Regions from separate parts of the Mus musculus genome. Here regions 1 and 2 are each linked to region 3. The links are chromatin loops, found by intact Hi-C in ENCODE. Cell type or tissue: gastrocnemius. All regions are shown on one strand. Links, peaks and the distances in the headings refer to the core of each region. The heading gives the core; the rest is flanking DNA. Region 1 has its middle 15 kb from the start of Gm24716. Region 2 has its middle 16 kb from the start of Cxcl14. Region 3 overlaps Gm46418 (a long non-coding RNA gene).

Region 1 (8,213 bases), core at 1,979-6,978, 95 kb after region 3:
GCACCCTTCAGACTCTGCCTCTCCTCCTCTCCCGGTAGCAGAGCTTAGCCACCTGATCCACATGAGCTGTGCTGCTCACACCTCTGACCTGTCGGCCACAGGCATAAAAAAAGGAAGATGGCTAACCTTTGGCAGGGCTGAGGAGAAACAAAGGTCATAGTAATTCTAACTAGGAGTACCTCCTCCATCTGACATACACAAAGAAAGTACCAAAAATATATATACCATCTTCGCCACACATATTCAAACAAAGCACAAAATTGAATGTTGTGATCTGGTCTCCTTCGAGATGGAAGGGGCTCCTCTACCTTGCAGCCAGGCATTTCAGAAACCTCATGGACATATGGAGGAAACAGTCACTTCACACACACACACACACACACACACACACACACACACACAGACACACACACACAAAAAGGTGGGCCACTGCCACACTGCTGTCACAATAGCTTCTATCATAGTTGTCACTGAGCTGCAGCTGACTGTGCCCTTTCTCTCACATTAGTATTAAGCCGATCCTTTTATCCTGGCTTAATGTCACTCATTCCGTGAGCTTTGCGTTCCCTAATCTCCATTAAATCTGAGTCTGAAAAAACCATAGTCATCTCAAAAGACCTGGCTGCAGTTAACCTGTACAAAGCCACTGCACAGTAGCCCCAGTTTGCTTTGACAACCTCTAGATGCTGGGGGCGGGGGGTTGTTGAAATGTCAACATTCTACTCCTCTGGATCAGGGACCACGCACAGTGGTCACAGCTCTCCCTTCAATGACTCATGAGCTCTGCCTGGTGGCTCCTAATGGCCCAGCCAAGGGAATTCTTGCAAGGGTAATCTTCAAATGCCAGAAAGCAAGGCAGGAAGTCAAAGCCGGGCTTTGTGCTCATTTCGGGGAATGACCACACCCGCTCTGAGCTCACACCCACTGCTCTATCCTCTGTGCACCCACAGCTGAGAGGATTTGGCAGAGGAGGCCCTTCTACCCGTGCCCAAGAGCTGCAGGCTCTGGTAAAGGTAGACTGGGAAACCTCCCAGCCCCTCATGGGACCAATCAGACAGAAGCCACAGCAGCAACTGAAGCATCCCTAATTCCCCAACAGTCATGACAGCAATGTCTTCCCAGAAGTCCTGCTGCACAAGTGTTGGGCATACTGTACACCTGATACTCAGCACCGAGCATAGCTAACCTTTGGCAAGACTGAGGAGAGAGAAAGAGAGAGAGAGAGAGAGAGAGAGAGAGAGAGAGAGAGAGAGAGAGAGAATGGTAATGCTAACTATAGGCACTTCCTCTGAATCTTACAGGGATGAGAACCCTGACTTTTAAGACTCATAGAGTCCCTTCAAGGTACTTATTACAAAGAGAACTGGTTTCTAGAAAGGGGACCTGAAGCCCAGCCTGCTGAAGGGATGGGACAAGCCCATAGTTGCTTCTAGATCCTTGAGCTACCTACTATTTTCCAGCCCTGAGACTAGCCTTCCACAGTCACACCAGCGTCCTCAGGTAGATGCTATTATACTCTTGGAGTGGCTGACGCCCCACTCCCAGGCAATAAGCACCATGCCAACAGAGAAGCATCAGGTTCAGCTGACCCACTGGCTGTTCTAGGCCAGTGAGCATCCCAGATCCAACACGAGGTTGAGTGTGCCTGGGAAGAGAAGTGAAAGGAGAGAGGTCTTAGCCAGGAAACTGAATTAAACAGCTCCAGGACTTACAAGCTCTTGATGCTAAAAGGCTTTAGCCTTTCAAAGCAATGGAGCCAAGAGGGGCTGCCCATATCCCACACACACACACCACACACATCGTTGCTGTGGTAACGTGTGGATGGGCAGCTAGTACGATACCACAGGCACTTGGAAACACGTCCTTGTGCTGGGGCCAAGGAATCTCCAGTGAAGGGTGACTCAAAAGGGTTTTAGTGTCTCTGAGAGGCTCTGGTGCCCCCTGTCCCCTCAGCCTTCCCATCTGTCCTTATGGCTGCTGTTCAATCACACAATCCGATTCTGTTTCTGCTTCAACGAGCTAGCTAGTAAGGTCCAGGCTTTACTCTTAGTAAAACACATGTCAAGAATCTTTTGCACAGTCTGATCTCTTGATCACCGTCTAACATTTTTCTCATTGTAAATATATGTATATGGTGCCATCAGAAAGCCTAAAAAGTAGAGCTTGAACATGGCCCACGCCAGCCACAGATATGGCACGCCGCTCACCAGCTCCTATCGTTCCTTTGCTTCATCCCATCATGTTTCTGTCTCTGATTATTTTTTATTTTTTAAAAAAAAATGAATCATTCTATCTATAGCTTGCATGGTGGTGTTTTCAGTTAGCGTATAGTGAGCATTCTCTCATGTCATCTGGTGGTGACAGGACTCCTCAGAAACATGACTGCTAATGACAAGACTATCCATCATGCGAATGGGCCATGACAGAGCTAACTCTTACCATATTGCTGGGAATGTCATGTGGTTCCAATTTCTTCCTATTAAGACGATGCAACAATGAATACCTGAGAAGCCAAGCCCATTTGCTGGCCCAGGACTCGTCCTCAGGATGCACTCATAGAGGTTCAATTGTTTGGGCCCTCACGATGGCTGTTCTTCAGATTCATAATAAAAGGCGTTTTAGAAAACTGGTCCAGCCTGCCCCCTCAACACCTGAATATCAAAGTAGCCATTTCACTATATCTTCTACATGCCTGGATGCTATGATACTTAAAGCTATTCCCTCGTGATTTATGAAAAGGGATGCATCTACTGTGAATGTTTTAATGTTAGTAAAGTTTGGCATTTTCCTTTTTTTATTTTTATTTTTTTCATTTTCTTCTGTGGTTCAATTGTTTGTGTCCTTTAACCTCTTTTGTTATATATTTTTTAACTATAAGAGTAATGAAGAAGAGCGTATAGACCCGCCCTCAGAATGTCTTCAGGCTCCAGGATAGCGATTTTGATATCCACCCTCCCATCTGGAATGCATTTGGATGAATCATATTTAGCAACAGTTCCCACACTTTAATGGTAAGTGCGCCCTTTCCATCCCACATGCCTAACTGGAGCTTGGAGGTCTTATAAATGCCCTCTTAGAGGTTGTAAAGCCCTGGACGGAGCTTCATAAGCATTGATAGAAAGAAACTATTGTTTCAGTGAATGGAAGATCTGGTGTGTTTACCAGATGAATAATGCACCGAGTTCTTATACCCAGTCAGAGATACTCTTACACTTCATTCTCCTCTGTACACTTTTCAGTTCTCCTATAGAGAACACCATCATATGGGCAGTAAGACTTCGGGCTACATCTAAGCTCTGCACACAAATGCCTCTGCACCTCTCATTCTGGACTTTATGTTAAAGACTTTCTTTTTCACTGTCTCTGTGTGTGTGTGTGTGTGTGTGTCCCCATGTGTGAATATGTGCATGTGAGTGTCAGTGAAAGCTGAAGCCAGACATGCTGCATCTCCACGGACTTGGAATTACTCACAGTAGTGAGCCATCCAATGTGGGTGTTAAGAGTCAAACTCAGGTCCTCTACAAAAGTGATCCTAGCCACTGAGCATCATCTCCCCAGCCCCGCATCCCTTGTTAATGAGTAGATAACCGATGCAAAGTTTCTCCCGAATACTTTTAGAATTTTCTGCATCTTCCCATAAGTTGAAAACAAACTGATGTAAAAATAAAGGCTAACATCATCGGAGCCCTGGCCCCGCCCCAGGCGCTGTTCTCAGTCTCAACAAGCACAGACTTGGAGTGATTGCATGGGAGACATCACCGCCTCCATCCTATGCATGAGAAAACCTGAGCCTTCAATTCAGTAACCTGACCCTGTAAGTAGTCAGCTGGAGCCCAGGCCTGGTGATTTAACTACCACCCCCTCTGCAGGCCGTGTGCAGCACTGCCTCACAAACTCAACTGCACTCCTCTGCTAGTCACCAACACAGCATACATTTCTGTTGATCCCAGTAGTCTTAACGGGCATGGGAACTGCTGCTTTTCTCAGTATCCATCCCAAGTCTTGATTCCATGTCTCCCCAGGTACTTTATACACTCAGACAATTAAAATGAGATCTTCTGTATTAAATACTTTTTTAACTGGCTTATTCTTGTTATAAAAGAGAATTAGGACATACAAAGCATTTATGTTGTTTGCCAACTTACTGGCCTCCTTTTAGTAAAGCTAATACTTCCCTTGGTTTCAAGGTAATTGTATTACTTTAAAATACTGGGGAGTTTCTTCCCTATTTTTTGTTTTGTTGTTTTCTACCATGTCTTTTGCTTCTGGTTCTAGGCTTTTTTGCATGGATGGACATGAGGTAGGGAAGCTATGGGGCACATTCATACCACACCGGTGGCTTAATAGACAAGCAAGCAAACAGACGAGATCATCTCCATCTACTTTTCCTATTTCCTAGAGTTTCAGCTGTTAGTTTAGACAATATTCTTTATTGTGATAAGGAAAGAATGTTGGCATCATGGAATTTAGGTTTGTTTCTGTTTTTGTTTTAACTATTTCTGAGCTGAGGAGACAGCCAGTCATAAAAATGTATTCCACACAAGGTGGGAGGATCTGAGGTCAAATCCCCAACACTCGGCATGGCAGCACACCCCTGCAACCCTAGTGTTGGAAAGCGGATGGACACAGAAACAGGCAGGCCCCTAAAGCTCACTGGCTATACAGCCTGGTGGAATCTACAAGCCTCAGAGTCTTCAAGAGACCCTGGCTCAAAAACAATAAAAATGGGATATATTTGAGGAAAGACACCTGACGTCAACCTCGGGCTCCACACGCATGCACATATGCACGCGCACACATACTTTTTAAACTATTTCTCATTTTAGAATCCAAAACTTCTGCCTTCCTTCTTCTTCAAGCAGAAGATGTGGAACATAGCTCACACTGAATATTCAAAATAATCTCTTGCAGACTTATTCCCATATGATACCAAAACAGCTGGGACTCTTCTGCCCTCTGACCCGCTGAGTCCCCAGCCTTGTGCCTCTCAGACTCTTGTCTCTATGGTGACTGTCATGATGCCACAGTGTCTTCTTGCTGTCAGTGGTTCCATGCACTTACCCAGCTTAGCCCTCCAATTTCTGTCGACACAGGGATCAGAAAACTCCACCCAAGAAAATCATGCATGAAGTGTGAATAGCTTTCTGGAAGTAATTTTATATCATTAAGAGCCAAAGGTGCATTATGAAAATGCACCTTGACCTACTTGGACCACTCAACAAAGTCTCTTAGTATTGATTCCCTCTGGTCTGGAGAGAAAAGGGCTCCCCCCAGACAGCTAAAGTACCATACAGAAAAGTAAACCCAACACGGCTTCAGAGTGTCAACAACACGAGCGAGCTGCACAATAGGTCAGAAAATTAGATTGACCCCCAACACATTCTACAACCATCAATAGGCACCGCGCAAGCTTACTGGAGATTCTTTAATCATAAAATACAGTGAGAGATATTTTCAACAAAATCTTTACAGCCCCAGAGTGGGTATGGAGGGACGGGGATAAACAATCCACAACGAATGAGCTTGTTTTGTTGAGTGCAGTTAACTCTTGCTGAAGCAAGGGCATCGCAGAAGGCACGAGACTCCGAGGGGAATTCTCAGAGCTGTGCAATTCTGTGGGAGAACCAAACTCGCGCATAAATAATTAGAACAAAGTCAGTACATGTTGGAAGGGTTGGGGCTGTAATTTTTCAGGCCAAAGAAACGCAAACATTTTAAGTCGGAACGTCAGCCTTGGGGGATAGACAGCCCCTGCCTGTGCAGTGAGAAGCAAGGCCATAAACCTGTGTCGGGGCACATGTAGATGGATGCGGGGGTCACTCGCTTCCCCTGCCTCAGTTCCCCCTGCCAGAGCTGGCCTCAGGCCCATCTTTGATCCAGACCGGGCTTGTTTTACCGGCAACTGGCAGATTCTCCGTACCCCTCAGATTCTCCATACTCCTCTCTCATTTTTTGTTGCCTACAGACATTTTCAAACAAGTATACACTTAGAACTGACTTTTAAAACTGAGCTTTTCATTGTAAGATGATATAAGCACGTGGTTTAAAAAAATTAAGCAGTAAAAATAGACACACATCTAAAAGGGAATCTGGTTTACCTCAGCTCTCCACTACACACACACACACACACACACATTCAACACACTCATCAGTTTCTAATGTATCCTTCCAGAGAGATCAAAACATACGAATAAACAAACAGTTCCCTTTTCACACAGATTACAGCAGTCCACAGGCTTTGCCCTTCGCCAGACTTTATTGGTGTTGTATGGCCCTGACCCCAAGGAAATATGAACAAAAGCCTACTCACCCCAGAATGGAAACCAACAACAGACCAAAGTATGGTACTACCAAAGTTGACCAGTGCCAACCAGTGAGCTCTATCAGAGTCACAGGAGTGTGGGTGAGGGGCAGTTGCAAGAGCAAAACTGACTCAAAGACTGCTGCATTACCAAAGCCCACCCTAGCATGGGTGACAGCTCACAGAAGAACCTGAAGCTCACTATACAGCCTGCAGGCAGCTCTACAAGTTGGAAAGTGTCCTTTCCAGGGAGTTTGGTTGGGCTGAGCCTCTTCCAGGCAGCTCAGCTAGTCTCTGCTTCTTCCAGATACCTTGGCCAGTCTGAGCATCCTCTAGGCCACTCATCTTATCTGAGCAGGTCTCTCAGCTTACAAAAGCTCAGAGAGGGAGAGGTCTAGTTAATCCTGTCAGCCTCAGGGACTTCCTGAATTTAATGAGTTGTTTACTTCTCCAGTTTAATGGTCTTCCCTGTGTGATAAAAAAAAAAAAAGTGCCATCTCCCCTAAGGACATCCTGTTGTCTTACCTCCCTTCTGACATCTTGTGTCCTCCAAGATGGAAGGTTTATCTCAGAGAAAACTGCTACCTAACAATGGACCTTCCTAAAGATGAAGCTAATTGTACACTGAGTGGGCTCAAACTATCTCCCATGGTTCTGGTGGGGATGGCAACAGGACTGTGTGTCCCTTCACCTCGAATGGGCTTTACCTTCTGGAGCTCAGTCCTCTTGGAGATGAGACTCCATCTGACCCGGGAAGGGCCCCTCCCCCACCCCACATGACTTTACTACATGCGATGTGGGGGTCCAACTATTTCACATGCTGTTTACTTACAGCTCACTGCCAGTCTGTTCTCCTGAGAGCCAAGGCTCTGACAATCACTGCTGTATTCCCGGCACCCAACAGATGCTGCCCTAGGCTAGATGCTTCAGCGAGGGAGTGACTTGACATTGTGCCTAGAGAGCTCACTGACTTCTCAAGTAAGGATAAGTGATAAACGAGGAGATGACTGGGATAAGACTGTACCCCAATTTACAAATGGATACATGGGCTTTGGTCCCATAGTGAATCACTGGAGAAGCCAAAGGTACAACTCAACATGACCCCGTGACCCATTTCCCTTCCACCTCCAGGACATGCCAAGTCATGATCTCAGCATCCAAAATGCCCGCCTCTGCTTTCAAATAGAATTTCCAGTTGATAAAAGTCCCCAAAGGTCCATGACCTCTTCATATTCCTTCCAGTTGAGACTAAGGATGTGTCCCAGGTCACTTTAGGAAACAGTGGGTCTTTTATCAGACACAAACCATGCTCCGTATATCTGTACTTCCATTGCTACACGGAAGCCTTTGCCTGCTTCCATCAGCCAGTGATGAGAGCCGACGTGTGTCAGTCTTCATGGGTGTTGTCACCTAGCATGCTGCAACATGAGCTCTGTAACTGCGTAGCCAGCCGAGGGTGGAGAGGAACGGCCTAGGGCGAACCCTGCCCCTCCAAAGATGCACCCAGCTTCCTGGGAACTGTCTCATTAGCTGGCCCACTGGGAGACATGCCAGGCCACCTGAGTGAGCAAAGGACTTCTCCCTAGACAGCAGCGGCTCAATTCTGATAACACGCTACACGAGCTGCATCCATCCTCAAGACTAAGTCCAACCCCAATGTGGCTGTCATCTAACGAGCGTGAATTGTGATAGCCTTTGGATGTGTCTTCCAAACTAAAACTGTTCCGAGAATAGAAAGTGGGTGTCTTAATATTGACACAGGGATTTCAGGGTTATTTCAGGCAAGCTAGGCATATGCTATTGACCTACGGTACCAAATCTGCTGCCTGGGTCTGATGCTTGCATCTTTTTTGCCAAAGGCTAAGCTACCCACATCGCCCACCGCCTTCATAGCCATATACTCTTGGGAGCC
Region 2 (8,213 bases), core at 2,054-7,053, 140 kb after region 3:
GGTGCCACCAGCCCACACCAATCATTAATCAAGAGAGTGTTCTACAGACTTGCCTCTAGGCAAAATGATGGAAGTATTTTCTCCATTGTGAGGTTCCTCTTCCCGAGTTACTCTAGCTGTGTCAAGTTGACGAAAAGAAACCACTAAGCAGAGAAAGAAAGAGTTTATTTTGGCTTATGGTTTCAGAGAGATAAAAATTGGTTACTCTAGGGAGCCAATGGTGGTGGGCGGCGGACGCCAGCGGGCAGACCCTGCAGCTGCGGCAAGAAGCTGCGATCAAATCTTCAACCACAAACATGAAGTACAGAGAGAAAAATGGAGGATGTGAGGCTATCAGTGAACTCTCGAAGCCCCAGGTCAGTAACTGCATCCTCCAGCAAGGTCACAACGCCTCCCTAAACAGTGCTACCAACTGCGGAGCGGATGTTCAAATACCTGACTTTATGGGGTCATTTCTCCTTCAAACTAGCACATCCGCGGTAGAGGAAAGATTTGAACCCTTGCACACTTGGCTTCCTGCAGATGTTCTGCTCTGAAGAACTGTCTACTGCTCCTGTCTGTCATCCCCATTTGACCTTCCTGCCTGCCTGAAAGGCCCGGAGAGCAAGACTTAGCTCTGAACTGAGCTAATTATGGAATGGGGATCAACCATTTAGTCAACATGGCAGCACAGGCCCACAGTGGGAGCCAGGTTCATTTTACTGCTGTCAAGTCTACTTGTGTTCAAGAAGCGGGATGGCACTCCAGTCACATGCTCCTGCGGGGTTTCTCCAGCCGCTCAACAAAGGCAACCTCAAGCTGCAAGGCGGAGATTGCTGCTTGTCCCACATTCGATGGACACAAATTCTGTTTGAGCAGCGGCAGCCGGTTCCCAGCGCTGGCAAAGCGGCCACGATGCTGTCGGATTCGGCTCAGGACTTTAGTGAGCAGCTGGTGGAAACCATCCCAGCTGCTGGCTTCCCAAATCAGTTCACAGGCAGATTTAAAATCATGAGTTTCGTCTTGCCAGAGGCCAGAATGGATATAGGTGGCACGCTTGTCTGATAAGATACCAATATTCAGAATTGCCCCAGCACCAAGGGAGAGGCAGAACAAGAGGTGTCCTCTCAACTGTTTCCTCAAAGGCATGACCCAACAGTCATTTCTACATCAGAAAGGCTGTTCCCCTGCCACGGTGGCCCTTAAAGACAGCCAGGGCCTCAGCACTCACATTGGTTCCGCCACCAAAAAAAAAAAAAAAAAAAAAAAAGCAGTTTCTTTATAGCTTTCAGGGACAGCGTGGCTTCCCCACCAAACCCCAGTATGGGTCCCATCTTAGAAGAGACTAAGGCCCCTGGCCAAAGTGACACAGTAACCAAGAGCTCTTCAGCAATGTTAAAGATCTGGCACTCTCCTGAGTGCGGCGCCCATCCATCTTGGTTTGCTAGGGAGAGCACTGGTCCCTGACAGTTGTCCTGAGTGAAAATCACCGCCCCACCCTCACCACGTGTCTGTCCACATGGAAACCCAGACAATCAGGTACTGGGTTTTACTTTCTAGAGAACAAAAGTCAAGGGATGGAGAGATGGCTCAGTGGTTAAGACCACTGACAGCTCCTCCAGAAAACGCAGGTTCAATTCCCAGCACCCACCTGACAGCTCACAACTGTCTGTAATCCAAGATCTGACACCCTTAATCAGATATACCTGCAGGCTGAACACCAGTGCACGTAAAAAAATTTTAAATGAATTCTGTTGGCTGGAGAGATGGCTCAGCGGTTAAGAGCACTGACCTCAGGGCAACTGGGCAGTGCTGACGCATGGGGCAGCTTGGGGATCCATGAAAACCCTGGGCTGCACCATTCTCTGTAGTGTTATTCTGACTTTCTCCTTCCCTTGAGGCTGTGGTGGGAGAGAGCGCGAAGACCCATGGAGCCTTGCTAGTTGTGTGGGCTGAAGGAGGCTCCTAGAGCCAGGGAAGCTCTGGGGTGGCACCTGACCCCTTCAGGCTCTCTGTGTTTAGCTCTTAACTGACACCTACCTATTCCAGAAGCTCTGGGCTCTGTCCAGACCTGTATAGCCATAGGCCGGTGATGGTGTGATCACCCAATAACTAGAGCTGCCCAGTGCATAAAGCAGCCCACTCCATGGCTGAAAGGTCCAAGTGATGTGTCCTTAAATCAGCACGCAAAAGGATGCTTCCTGGAGCCACCCCTGAGCTCCGCAGAGCCACAAAATCTTTCTCAAGTGGGAACCTGGAAATGAGGGCAAGGCAGAACCCTGCTGTGGCACACCTCCCTTTTCCGTGCTAGCCCTGGCTGTCCTCAACCATGCCAGGAGGGAGCTTTGAGCTCTTGGCCACCAGGGTACTCTCCCCACATCACTTTCCATGTGAGGGTCCCTCATGTCCTCTGTGCTGAGTGCAGCATTTTCATTCACCCACTTGAGTCCCCACACAAATGTCCCGCAAGGACACACACCAGGAAGGTATGTAACTGGCCTTCCAGGCCTTGAGGTGAGAGAGCAGAGTTCTGCTCCCCGACCGCAGCATCCACCAGCTCAACCCTTTGGATCTGAGCTCTTAGTTCCAACTAAACTTGGTCTCTCCAGTTCTTCCCCACAGGTCCTGCCTTGGGGGACTGTTTGGAATTCATGTCACTTGTTCAGCTGTATGGGAAGCCCACAGGGGACCAGGGAATTGGCAAGACTCACACTTGCCCGTGCTGAGCCTACAGCTGTGTGCCTCACACGTTCTCCCTTGGGCACGCTAGCTCTATAGGATAGACACTGACATCATCTGCCACACTGGGTTTGTGTGCTAGAAGCTCTGGATGGACATGGCAGAACCTCTAAAAGTCAGGGCCTAGTGGAGAGACTAGGAGGGGACTGTCCTTAGAGGAACCAGCATGGCCTCAGGGACAGTTTGGCTGCCTCAACCCACTCTTACTTGTTGCGGGAAATATTAAAAAAGAGAATCAGCATGGTCTCACACTAGTGCTGGACCGCCGACCCTCTGCGGCTAACCCCTGTGCCAGGTGATCTCACTCACTCAGTCTCTCTCCCTGCCAACTCGCTGACCCTGTGAGGTCACAGGGCCATCTCTAAGATGCCCCCCTCCCCGAGTTTCTCTTGCTTTCATGTAACGCCCCACACACCCCTGGTTATCCATCTCAACACCTAATTACCCAGTAGAAACAAGACTCTTAAGCTTATAGTAACCAATTAGACATATATCAATTTAATTTAATCACAATTTACAAGATGCTAATACAATAATTTCAGAGCCAATTGATGATAAAGCTTTAACCCAATTATTCTAACCTTTTGATAACACCACATTGACCTCCATTCTGGTTCTCTCTCTCTCCTCCTATCCTAAGACCGATCTCTCTCTCTCTCTCTCTCTCTCTCTCTCTCTCTCCCTCCCTCCTTCCCTCCCTTCCTCTCTCCTCTTAGCCCCACCTCCCTTCTCCTGTCCAATCACAAGCCTCCCACTGCCCTAACGTGATTGGACAGGGAAAATCCTGCAATACTGACCTCCTTCCTGTCTCACCAAGTGGTGCTTTCTATACCCACGTCTGCCACATAGACACCATCTACCACGAGGCCCTCAGCAGTGCGTGCTCTCAAACCTGTGTAACTGTTAACTAAATAAACCTCTTTTCTTTATACATTCTCCAGCATCAGGCACTTGGTTATAGCAACACAAAACAGACTAACACACTGTATCCTTGGTTGGCTGTTGTTGTTGGGATTTATTTTATTTTTACCTGTGTGTTGTATGTATACACATGCAAGTGCAGTACCCATAGAGTCCAGAAGAGGGCGTTGGATCCCCTAGAGCTGGAGTGGTGGGTAGCTGTTACCCATTTGATGTGGGTGCCAGGAACTGAACTCCGGTCTTCTGCAAGAGCAGTCTGTCCTGAACCATCTCTCGAGCCCCTATCCTTGCTTTGTAGTTAAGAAAACGGAGTCTAATAAAAATTCAGTTCCATGACGACACCCAGGTACCAAATCACCATGTCAGGATTTCTACCAACCAGGCCTGAGTAAGTCTTCATATTTCAACACACCTCAATGCTGCTACATGAAATAACATTTTTCTAGATACATTTATGTCTCCCTAGGCTTTAGGACTCTTGAATATAGTGAATTGGTTTCTCTCTGGATGTAATCTGGTGTGCAATATAATCTGAGGAATATGTGATTTACTGCTCTCCAACACATGCCCAGAAGGTTTGGTGTCCCTAGTCCTCAGAGCATGAGGGCCCTAAGACTCAGTCATCCACTTAGATCCTGGAAAAGCTGAGCCATATCCCTCCCACACCTAGACCCACCTCTGGGTCTATGGTAGATCTCTCAACCTGTCTTTAATCCCATTCCCCAGCACCAGGGGACTGCAGGGCAGAAGCGTTGTTGAGGGAACACCCAAGCTCCTAACTCACTCTCCCTTATAGACCAGATTCTGGGGCAAACTCAAGAACTTCTGCCCTGGGAAACTGGGCTAAGAAGAGGTTCAGTATGAAGTGACCAAACACTGCCGTTATCTCAAACTACAATCTAGTTCAGAAGCCTACTTGCTCTGACCAATCTGCTCATGGAATCACACCAACCGTGGCCTGGTCCTTTTCCTACAAGCGTTGAAGCCTTCGGCTGGACAGCTAAACACAAGCAGCCCCACTAAACACATCTCACAGACCAAGTCGGCGCCCTCCACTTGCATTCTGGAGACAGTGCAAAAGCGCCACCTTGTGGCCACTTTATAGATTGCATGCTTCTGGACAGCCTAGAGCTGACACCATTGGACCGGGACTAGCTTCTAGTTCCTGGCTTTGATTGTTTATCATGATGCCCAAAAGAGAATGTTTCCTTGATACAAACCCCATCTCTGGGAACTAATGAGGAGCCTGTGTAATAACCCAGGCAAAAGCACAGCGCTGGAGTCAGACAGAGGGACCCAGGCCTCTCAAAACCTGGTGTGGCCATTTTCAATCTATGCAGCTTTGATGGAACTATGTTCCTGGACGGTAACTCTGTTTCTGTAATAATTAAAGAGGGAGCTTAACAGAGAACGTAACCAAGATCAAAGCCAGCACGTAGATCAGATCACAGCAGAGGAATGGCCTCACGGGAAGATCTGTGGATGAACTCTGGATCCACGGGTCAGTTATTCCCACCTTGGTAAATCCAAGGCATTCTCTTTTTCGTAAGGCAGATCACTCTGGTGTGCCTCTGAGAGGTGCAATCAGTAAAGATTGAGGGGAGGAGAAAGGAGGAGGAAGAGGAGGAAAAATAACAGCTGGGTATGGTGGCACATACTTGCCCCTCTCCTCACCCCCAGCTATTTGTAAGACGGAGGCAGGAGGATCACCAGGAATTGAATACTACTAGCCTAGGAAAGATACTGAAATCTCATGCTCAGACCCCAACAGAAGAAAAAAGTAAGGTCCAACTGTAGGAAAGAAATGATTGTTACATCCAGCCTTGCAGATGCCAGTGAGGTGTTGCAAAACAAATAATGGAGTAGTTGGAAAAGGAACACCGTATGACGAGTCCTTTGGTCTGGTGGGTTACAACACAAACCCAGCACAGGAGAAAGCTGTGCAAGGCAGGTTCTCTGTTTTGTTTTTGCTCAAGGTGACACATGTTATAACCACCTGGTGTCTTCGTTGGGGTTTTACTGCTGTGAAGAGACACCATCACCATGGCAACTCTTATAAAGGTCTTTGACTGTGGCTGGCTTACAGGTTCAGAGGTTTAGTCCATTATCATCATGGCCGGAAGCACAGTGATGACGTGCAGGCAGGCGTGGGGGTGGGGGAGGAACCAAGAGTTCTACATCTGGATTGGCAGGCAGGAGGAAAAGGAGACACTAGGCCTGGCTTGAGCATCTGGAACCTCAACCCCGCCCCGCCCCCATCTCACCCCCACCCCCTTAACACACTTCCTCTAACAAAGTCACACCTACTAATAGTGCCACACCCTATGAGCCTATGGGGGACATTTTCATTCAAAACTCCACAACTAGGAGGAGGAAACCTCAATATAGAAAATGTGCCCATCAGATTGGCCCATGGGCAAGCCCATAGGGCAGTTTTCTTGATTAATGATTAATGTGGGAAGGGCTAGGCCACTGTGAGTGGTGCACCTGGGCAGGTGGCCCTGGATTCTATCAGAAAGCAAACTGAGCAAGACATGAGGAGCAGGCCAGTCAGCAGCGCCCCTCCATGGCTTCTGCTTCAGTTCCTGCCCTGACTCGCCTCTCAACGGCCTGGAAGCCAAGTAGGCCCTTTCCTCCCTGAATCACTTTTGGTCATGGTGTGGTGTTTATTACACTTTAGAAGGCAAACTTTTGCGTAAGTCCATCAGAGAGGTCAAATATAAATGAGGCCTGAGTGTTAGAAAATGCCTTCGGGGCACTCTGGATATTAGTTATCCACAGAAACCTTCCTGCCAGTCTACCTAGTTCCACAAGCCTGTCGTAAGGGAGGAAGAATCCCGGTCACGGAGACCAATGCCCACTTGGAGGTGTTCCCATAGCATTATTTACCATGAGTAGGACTAAGTTTCCAGAAATAGTGTAAGGATGCCTGGGGGAAGGTCAGAAGGCATATCATCCCCTACCTAAGATGACAAAGAATGCATGTACATCTTTGCATACACACACATATTTAGTTTAATTTTTTTTTAAGTCTCATCTTGGCTGACATTGCTCTCCACAAGAACCACAAACCGCCTAACAAAAAACCCACACTAGGAATGGGAGTGACCTCTTTTCAGTTGTGGGTGACAGTTGTCCAAGAGGCTCCCAAGATACCACATGCTATCGCTGTTGCTGTCGGCAGCCTCTCCGAGGTGGGAGGTGAATCCTTGTTTCTAAAGACACAAAGAACTTTGGACACAGGGCCCAGGGGATCTGACTGGAAAACTCCTCCTTGCTCCTGGGTCCCCAAAAGGTCCTACCCATTCTCCTAAGCAAACAGTAGACCTACTGGAGTGATGGCTAAGAACCACAACACCAGCACGGCAAAACAGTCCTAAGGGAGCAATAGTGGCACGCGCACCTTGGTAACCAACAGCTCCTTAATCGGACTTAAAGCTGCTCAACAGGATGTAAACAGTGCCCGGCACTGGAAAACTCCTGAACTACCTGACCCCAGTGACGTCACGGATCCCGGAGGAGAACCCACAACCACCACTGCACCAAACCAGCCTGATTCCTAACTGCATGCTAGATATTTATCCTGACACCCACAGGTAAGGGTAGGTCTTACTCTTCATCAAAGAAACTTCTCTTTGCAACAGATGGAAACTGCTACAGAGAACCGCAACACCAAGACGCAGCGAAGAAGAGATCACATAATCAAGTGGTGCCCAGTCACAACTGATACATCTACAGCACAGCTCCTCTAAGGCTGGGGGCAGGGTGGGAGTGGGGGTCACTGAGAAAGATGGGGCGCAGAGATGGGGTGTGAGAGGCAGAGACTCGGGACCTGTGCAGTGAGATTGTGTCTCCAAGAAATGTCAGAGAGGCTATGCCCACAAACTCTCATCAACATGGCTGCCTAAACAAGATCTGAACAAAAACAGCAGCAGCAGACACGTTGACATGCAAGGGGGAAAGTTCTCAAGGTCTCAGTCGTAGACAAAGCAACTAGGGAATGCTGGGAGCTGAGAAAGTATCTTTTCTGGGTATCCACATTTCATCTAGGCTCCGCCCCACAGTTACCTGGCAACAGCCAGGTGTGCCTGAGTCACTATAAAAGGGGCTGCTTGGCCTCTCCTGGCACTCTTCTCTTCTCCTCTTGCTCTTTCCCCTTACCCCCTTACCCCTCTCTCCCCATTCCCCTGCCCCCCCTCCTCCTCCTCCTCCTCCTCCTCATCCTCCTTCTTCTTCCTCTCTCTCTCTCTCTCTCTCTCTCTCTCTCTCTCTCTCTCTCTCTCTCTCTCTCTCTCTCTCTCTCTCTCCCCCTCTGCCTTTCTCTGTCTCTACCCCCTCAACTCCCCTCCCCATGCCCTGAATAAACTCGATTCTATACTATACCGTCCTGTGGCTGGTCCCTTAGGGGGAAGGGATGCCTCAGCATGGGCCCGCAGAGAACACCCCTTCCTCCACACCATACCACACCTCCGCCAAACATATCCTTGGCTTCTCTTCCTTTTTATAAAACACAACACTGGGTATTGCTAAAATCCCTTCCCTGGGAGACATAAAACAATGTCTACCTCCCTCCC
Region 3 (8,213 bases), core at 1,494-6,493:
CCTCTCTGTAAGCTTTTGAGTCAGAAGGGCACCACTGTGGTGTTGTTTCAGGAAGGGATGGGGCTTAGGCAGGAGATAGAAGGCTTTGGAGTTCTCTGAAGCTTTGGAGCATGAGACTGGAGCCTGAGAACTCCAAGGTCTGTAGGAGCTTGAGTTTCCCTGGGTGTGACCAGAGGGGCTCTCTGGCATGGCTCTCCTAGACTGCACCCTAAACTCACTCTGACAGCCTCTACTGCTTGCTCACTGGGTGACTCTTTTTTTAAAAATAGACCTGACTCTTAGGTGGAATTCATTTTTTTCCCCATAAATGGATATAGTCCTTGATTTTATAACTGGGATGGCCAACTGACTCAATATCATTTGTAAATATTTCTCTCCAAAATTGATTTGAAATATCAACACAATCCATTTATTAACTTTTAAAGTTCAAATGAATTTCTAGATTTTTCTTTTTAAAAAAAATCCATCTCTTTAACTCTTGGTATAATATTGTTTGGACTTTTTTCAGACTTATTTACCTTTAGTTCATGTTATATAGTCAATGCTACTTAAGGCTAATATCATTAGCAAATCAGTATATCCAATGCAGCAGCCAAGTCCCACCCCTTGTACCCTCAGACCCAAGAAACTACTGTTTGGTTTCCTACTTGGGGTGAGTAGATTCCTGTCTCCCTAGGAATAATGTCACACACACCTCCCTCTCCCCCTCCCCCTCCCCCTCTCCTCATCTCTCCTCCTTCCCTCCCTCCATCTTCCCTTACCATCCCCAGGAACCCAGCCACCTGCCATCACCACACAGGGCTTTACCCTGTCTAGAACATTATAAAATTGTACCAAGCAGATTAGTCTATTGGGTTCTCTTGCTCACACGCTGCTCCTGACTGTGGTCCTGTCACCGTGTGAGCCAATGGCACCCTCGCTTCTCCAACTGGTGGAGCGGCATCTAGAGTGGACATATCACTAACCCACTGTGGATGGTGTTTCTTTGTTCAACGGAATTTTTATCTTTGTTTTCAGTAGTCCAAGCTGCGCCGGGGCATGGTCTCCCCAGAGCACATCTTTTTGGGGTGCACGGACACTCTGCATATCCCATGAGTCTTTATTTCTTCGAGCATTTCTCCAACACTATTTCTCCCCTTATCTTGGAAATCTAACAAGGAGCACATCATTAAACCCTAAAAATATTTTCCCACTTGCCTCAAGGCTCATTTTTAAAACCTTCTCCCAATTTTTCAGGCTGCACCATATTTACTGGCATCCCATCCGTGCACCCCTCTTTTCTAGCTGTTGATTCTCCCGCTGGATCATGCAGGGAAATTTTTTCATTCAGATTTTATGTATTTCCATCCTAACACTTCTGCTTGTTCTTTTTAAAAGTATCTTTTAAAAGTTCTTCGTGGACATACGGCTCCTTATTCCTCTTCCGTCCATCGCTCCGGATCTGAGGGAGCATGCGCACACCGCAGCCTCTTCCATACATCTCTCTGGATCCGAGGGAGCATGCATGCGCTCACCGCAGCCTCTTTTGAAGTCTTTGTCTGGTAATCCAGCAGCCAGTGACTCACCTTGGGATTTGAATGTATTCTTTTCCCTTGAGAACTGGCGGTGCTTTCCTGGCTCTTTGCATGCTGGGTAGATTTGGATTATTTTAGAGATGGGAAATGTCATTGTGTGTAGATGTTGGATTCTACCCATAATCCTCTGTCTGAGAGCCATTGGTATTTTGTCCTAGCCAGTGTTCAGTTTGCTTAGATCTAATCTCAGGTTCAGCATCGCCTTGTGCGGACAGTGGTTCCGGTCTCGGGCACTGTCCTGATTTGGGGTTGTCCCTAGCAGGCACTATTTAGCAAGTGTAGTTTTAAAAATAGGGACATGGTATATATTTCAGTTTGATTCTCAAGGTTTTATGCCACTGTTTGGGTCTCTGTGATTTGTGCATAGCTCAGGGGTCAAGCTAAGCCTACTGCTTGTTCTCACAGAATTAGGGGGCTGTTTTTTTAAATTATGTATAATCCTGGATATTCCTAACACCACCTTTCCAGATGTGTCCCCCAATCAGATTCTGTTGGCACTCCCTTGTGCTGTATCCTTTTGCCTCTGCTGTTTCCATGAGAAGGAAGAAAAACAGAAGAAGACAGGGGAGTGAGGAAGAGGAAGAAAAGAGGAGGAGGAACAGAGGGGGTGAGGGAGGACCAGACAAGGAAAGAGCAGGGTGAGGGAGGAGGGAGGAGCACATGGCTGCTCACAGATTTTTCTCTCCCCCGCCCCCCCAATCTGCATTCACTCACCTTTTAGAGTTCTCACATAGCAGCTTGTATGTTCTATTTAGAATTTCCAGTCACAGTAGGACTGGGCTGTCAGGAGCTTATATTATCATCTTATCCTCATTTTTGCCTGTTCTTGTTGTTGCATAGCAAACACTCCTTATATATGCAGGATACAAGCCCCTTGTCGAACATTTGCATTGTGAATATTTTCTTCTTAGGAATGCCTTCCTAATGTTGTTATTGAGGACTTTCTGGGAAACAAAAGTTTACTTTTTTTGTTTTTTTAATGAAGTTCAGTTTGTTTTTACTTAAATCGTGCCAGTTCATCCCTGCAAACAGCCAAGAGATAGGAAAAGACTTATGCGGGGGTTGCACAATGGTGGACCCACGGCCCACTACAGAAGCCTACGCCAAGGATTCACTTAACGTACATGTTCATATGAACATCCTGAATCCCAGGGTCAGAGTCAGATCTGGAGACACCGCACTCCAGGCTGCGCTCCCAGCTTCTGTTTGCCAGGAATCCTGTTCTCTGCCCAGAGAGTACACATTGTGGGTAGGAGGGACCCTGGCCCCACGATGAATAACAGCAAAGGTTGAAAGCTTGAAACTCCTGATTTTCGGGAGCACGTGGTCCGCGCTGCTGGGCGCAGGCAGGGTTGGAGGAGACAGACTCTGAAGGCTGGGGTCTGCGGGATGCTGCAGGGCTGGCTGCAGTCACAGTATCTCTGTGGGACAAATGCACAAGCACTGGTCCCCAGGATGCAGGGCTCGGAGGAGGAGACCCAGGCCCAGCAGCCCACCGGAACACTGCTGCAGTGCACTTCCGGCCCCTCAGGGGGAAATCAACAGCGGCCTGCTTCCTTGTTGGGAGAAAAAAATATCTCCCAAACCCTTTGCATTCGCCTTCACGTGCCAGTCCCGGTGCTAGTCCCATGTTTGCCCAGAAGCCGCTCCTGGGGTTTGGCAGAACCTGTTTGGACAGCATCAAGGCTCACCGTGGTCCATCAGGAGCAGAGCCTTCCCCTCCCCATGCTTCTGGCGTCATCCTGCCAAGATTTTCTTGCTCAGGGAGGGGCTTTAGTAGCATTTCAATTCTTCACCATCTCAGAGCCGTGTGCCAGGGACCCTGTAGGTAAAGGGCGTCGGAATCAGCCAGATGTGTAAGAGTACATATACCACAGTTCCCTCAGAACTCAGTACTTACCGCCTTGTCCACAAGGGGGCGACTGATTTCCATTTATTCTGGAAGGTCCCTATTGGGTCGTCATTAATGATTACTTAAGATGATATTTCTGTTTCTTTGTGTGTGATTGTTTCAGAGAAACCAAATCTCTTTATGCAAGGGTGGCGCCATTTTCCTCCCAGCTGACAACTTTCAGATGGCCGTTTGTTTGAAAACATATTTCCGAATCATTTACACACATCTTCCCCTGCAGTTAGTCACGGGGTGGGGGATTGGGAGTGGGGTGTCTTCTAACAAATACCACATCTCGACCACTGAGAACAGAGTCTTGTGGTCTTCCGCACCGAAATCAGGCAAATTATTTAAATTCACAGGAAAGGGGGGGGGCGCGTCTTTTTGTCAACATCAAACAGAAAGCATTCTCTCTTTGAACATGTAAATCCCTTAAACATATTCAAGAATTTTAACAAGCATTCCAGAAAGCTATCCTGTTACTCTTTGAAGCCCTGGAAGGATTTTCTTAAAGTAGTCACAGGCTCCTCAGGGCTGGGAGAGCCTTTGCTGTGATGGAGGTAGGAGCTCAGACCCTGGGAGCCCCTCTGTTCCAGAGAGGACAGGCAGCTATCCAGAGAACAGGTAGGCCAAAGGATGGTGAGAATCTTCCAGAAAGAAGAGACAATGGATCCATTTCCTATCTGCTCTGCATCGTGGGGCAGTACGGAGACCTGTCTGCTCGTTCTCAAGGACGACTAGCCGCAGCTCTGGACTCAGCAGCTCCATCCGGGAAACCATGTGTCCCTCAGGGGTCATGAAACTGAAAAAGTCTACACAGTTCAGCTGTGTCTCCTTTGGAAATGGCGGAATGTTTTCAGAGGCAGGTTATTGATGATGGTGTTGTCAATAACGGGGATTGGGAGGGGGGAGATGAGTTAGAGAAATGAAGCTGTACTCATATCACACCACATGACATGAAAAGAACAACACAGACCTGTGTTTACGGTCAGGGAAATTAATAGAACTTTCCACTTACTAAGGGAGAGTTGGCCAAGGAGGTTCTCTAAGATTCTTAGGCAAGGCAAAGGAACCAGAGAGAGTTCTGGGCCATGCATGGGTCAAATGAGGTAAGTCCCCCCAGATTCTCTGTAGCCACAGTGGTCAGGACCACATGGGGCTGGCAGGGACAGACGGATGCGTCAGTGAAACAGAACCGGAAGTGGACGCGCACAGCCACGCACAACAGGAGTATGAAGGAGAGAGAGTCTACAGGGCTGGGAGACAGTCTAACAAAGGACAGCGGAACTTTGGGTGTGTTTGAGGAAAAAACCTGAGCTTCAATGAAAATCAATATGAAACTAAATGTAAGAAGTACATAGCACCTCAAAAGTTTAGGAGGGAAACGAAGACACAGGGGGGAAAATAGCTTGTAACCATAACAGGGTAAGGGTCTGAGGGCATCAAAAGCCTGCGTAAAGAGGTCTGGGAAATTAACCCCATGGAAGTAAGACTTCTGCTCTGAGAAACATCCCTCTAAAAGGAGGGAAAGTGACATTCAAAAGGGGGAAAGAACAGGAAAAAAAATTAACAAAAACAAAAACCTCCCAGAGCATACTGCGACAAGTCACTGCAGGACCTTAGAACTGAGCCTGACCAGCGAAGCACTCTGTGGCTCCATTAGAGAGTGGACGAATGACCAGGGGAGACAGTTCACCAGACCACCTACAGGTGACCTGTGAGCACCTGAGAAAAGGTTCGGCATAAGCAGCCTTTAGGAGAATGCAAATTAAAACCACAGTGAGACACCATACACACACACACATACACACTGGTACACACGGCATCAGAACACAGACACCACATACACACATACACCACACCACACAAACACCACACCACACATACACACACCCCACACACATACACTCATCAGAACACAGTGAGTCACCATATACACATACACACACATACCACACACCATACCACACACACATACACACACACACCTCACACACCCCACGCATGTACACTGCATCAGAACACAGACACCACACACACACACACACACACACACACACACACACACTGGGTCAGAACAGCTATTTAACAAATGACTAGCAAATGCTAGAGACACCCATGAAACAGGGTCACTCTGACCTTACAGATAAGAATACAAAATAGAACAACCAGTCTAGCAGGAGGAGGCTGCTTAACAAAGTATGTAACGCCCACAGAATCCAGCATTTGCACTCCCGAGAGCACACACACCAAAATCCGCATAAATTATGTGAGATTTATCCATGGGTGAAAGGGTAAACCAACTGTGGTATGTCCATACCACAGGGTGCTAGTCAGCCATAGAAAGGAACGAATTATTCAAAAATACACATGCTTAGTGAGGAGCCAGACAGTGCGCTGAGGAGAACAAGCGAATGCAGAGCGTCACTCTGGAAATACGGAATCTCAGAAGAGAACAGCTCAGCTCCTAAACTTGCAAACTGTTGGGTGGTCGGGATAGAAGGGAGGTGGAGAGGCTGTAGGGAGACAACATGGCGGAAACAAATCTGTCCCCTTGTGACGATGTCAATGGAAATATTCTTATTGACTGTATGGAAGCCAGTATCCTGGTTCCTGGGCTGACAAGATGGCTCGGAGGGTAAAGGTGCTTGCTGCCAAGTGTGATGATTTGGGTCGACTCCTGGAACTTACAGTGGGAGGAAAGACATGATTCTCCTATCTTGTTTTCTGACCTCCAGGCTGACCTTGAACTCCTGATCCTCCCCATGCCTGGTTTGAGGCAGTTTGGGGGTAGGCTGAACCCATGGCTTTACGCATGCTAGGCAAACAGCCTGCCCATAGAGCCCACCCTTCATTGTTTGTTAAAACCCCGTGTGAATCTCATGATCTCCAGACTCAAAAGTTTAAAAGGACAGAGCATGAAAGTGCCCTGAAAACCAGAAGCTGTGGATTTGTGTCCTGGCAGATGTGAATCCTAGGGCTTCGCCGGGACCCTCACATTTGCTAATCATCCAGATGACGTGGTCAAGTCCTAGGCACACTGTGCGCTCCAGGAGACCCCTGGCTGGTAAGCTATGGGGTGAAGCAAGTAAGTACCTAAATGTCTCTGCAGTTCCTCCTGAGTCCTGAGGATACTCCCTTCCCCAGCTTGCTAGGGAGGGAGGGAAGGAGGGAGGAGAGTGGGAGGGCAGCACCTCCCTCCCTTCAGTTCAGGGTTGCTAGTAAGGCTGGCCAGCCTGGCCAGGCTCCCTGGGAGGCAGCCTGCACCGCTCACACCAACACTCACACCGCCCTACACAAGTGAGATCTTGCAGTCAGTTAACATCCATCAGCACGCAGCAAATGAGCAAGCAGCAGTAATTAAAGCTCACGTGTTCCTTCTCTCCAGAGTTGTCCTTCTCTGGGTCTAGAGTCCTTAACAAGGACAGCTTTCTCCAATTAAACAACCACAGGTAGCTTCACAAATCTCAGCTGTCCGCCTAGTAGCCAGGAGGTAAACACAGCGGCGACTTCGTGCCCTGCAAGGTCATCTGTCAGCTGCTCCTAACGAGGACACAGCTATCAGAGATGTAAACAAGCCATCAGTCTGAGGGGACTGTCTGGGGGCGCTGAGTAAGGTGGCTGGGAAACCTCACCAGGCAGCAAGTAGGATACAAAGGCAGGCGCCCGAAGGGAGAGCAGTGTGGACCACAGAGCCAAAGCAAGGCCTCAGAGGAAGCCTGGGAATCCTGGCAGGGGTTGGCTCTCTAGGGACGCTCTCCACAGTACAGTGCTAACAGAAGATGGGGTTGAGGGTACACACTTGCTCTGTTCCCTGCCTGAGTGCCCTGCCTCCAGGTCTGCACTTAGTGGGTCCCTCCAATCCTGCCTCTTCCTCAGAAGAGCCATTTCCTCTAAGCTGGCCTCTGGGCCTACCTCCAGTCACATGCTACTTGGCTGTCTCCTCAGAGCACTACCTCAGGAAGCACACTGCTTGTCTGGTAGCCTGCTGAGCCCCTCAAAGTGGAGGAAGTTGTCGATCCACGTGTGTTTTATTCACTCCATGTCTACCAACTTCACCGAATGCCCGCTGATGCCTCTACTCCATCCTAGAGGCTTCATTCTGTCAGGAGAGCTTTGGGTTCCCCAGAGAACAGGACGATTCAGATTCCGGGTGGCTTTAAATAACCACAGGTAGCTATGATATCATATAGGGATAGAATAATTGGGGTAACTTGTCTAATCTAGGTGGGCATCTTGTATTATTATCAACTGGTTCTGAAATTATTGTGTGGGCATTGTGAATTGAGAATGTATTGATATATAAATCTGACAGATTAATTATAAGCATCTAGAGTTTTTATTTACTGGGTTACTGGAATTTGAGACTGCCGATCACAGTGGGTTTATGGCTGAGAAGGTACAGGGGGCTAGGAGATAGGAAGACTGCTGACTGGAGCTAGCTAGAGGCGGCAAGACCGCCGGACAGAGAGTAGCTGGGTGTACCTCAGGAACTTGCCGTTCTCTTTAATATTTCCCTGCTACAGGTGGGAGAGGAACTTCTCTCTGGGAGTTTTAGAGGCAAAAGCAAGTCCTTCCCACCTTGTGAGGAATAAGCTTGAGAGGGCGGGGCAGCAGGTTTGAGGCTGCCCCGACCCTGGCCTTGGTTCCTCTGGTACCCAAGTCTCTGCTACCTGCCCTGCCCGCCTCTATCCACCAGGTCAGGCTGTAGTCACTCCTCCCTTTACTAGGCAGTCTGAGGCCCAACA

Evidence for each region. A loop is a pair of places that touch in the nucleus more often than their neighbours do. Peaks named below come from ENCODE experiments on the same cell type or tissue, not always from the same donor. Only the 100,000 strongest peaks of a DNase experiment are listed, where the experiment ranks them.
Region 1: it touches region 3 in a loop (4-fold over the local background); 7 of 42 quality-filtered maps call a loop at or near these places.
Region 2: a loop joins it to region 3, with 8 times the contacts of the local background. A loop is called at or near these places in 37 of 42 quality-filtered maps.

The regions. Positions count from the first base shown.
Region 1 is chr13:56,323,601-56,331,813 of GRCm38, reverse strand. No RefSeq gene overlaps it. Among named protein-coding and RNA genes, the nearest start is that of Gm24716, 15 kb to the left of the region's middle. In gastrocnemius, for the core only: a CTCF peak has its summit at 3,866; a DNase peak (open chromatin) is centred at 5,847.
Region 2 is chr13:56,276,139-56,284,351 of GRCm38, reverse strand. No RefSeq gene overlaps it. Among named protein-coding and RNA genes, the nearest start is that of Cxcl14, 16 kb to the left of the region's middle. In gastrocnemius, for the core only: CTCF peaks have their summits at 3,801 (motif pointing right) and 4,727 (motif pointing left); DNase peaks (open chromatin) are centred at 3,806 and 4,719.
Region 3 is chr13:56,417,784-56,425,996 of GRCm38, reverse strand. Gm46418 (a long non-coding RNA gene) reads right to left here. Exons shown (of 7, transcript XR_003950506.1): 7 at 2,185-3,396. Among named protein-coding and RNA genes, the nearest start is that of Gm3045, 4.7 kb to the left of the region's middle. In gastrocnemius, for the core only: a CTCF peak has its summit at 3,487 (motif pointing right); a DNase peak (open chromatin) is centred at 3,478; H3K4me3 peaks cover 222 bases; H3K27ac peaks cover 349 bases.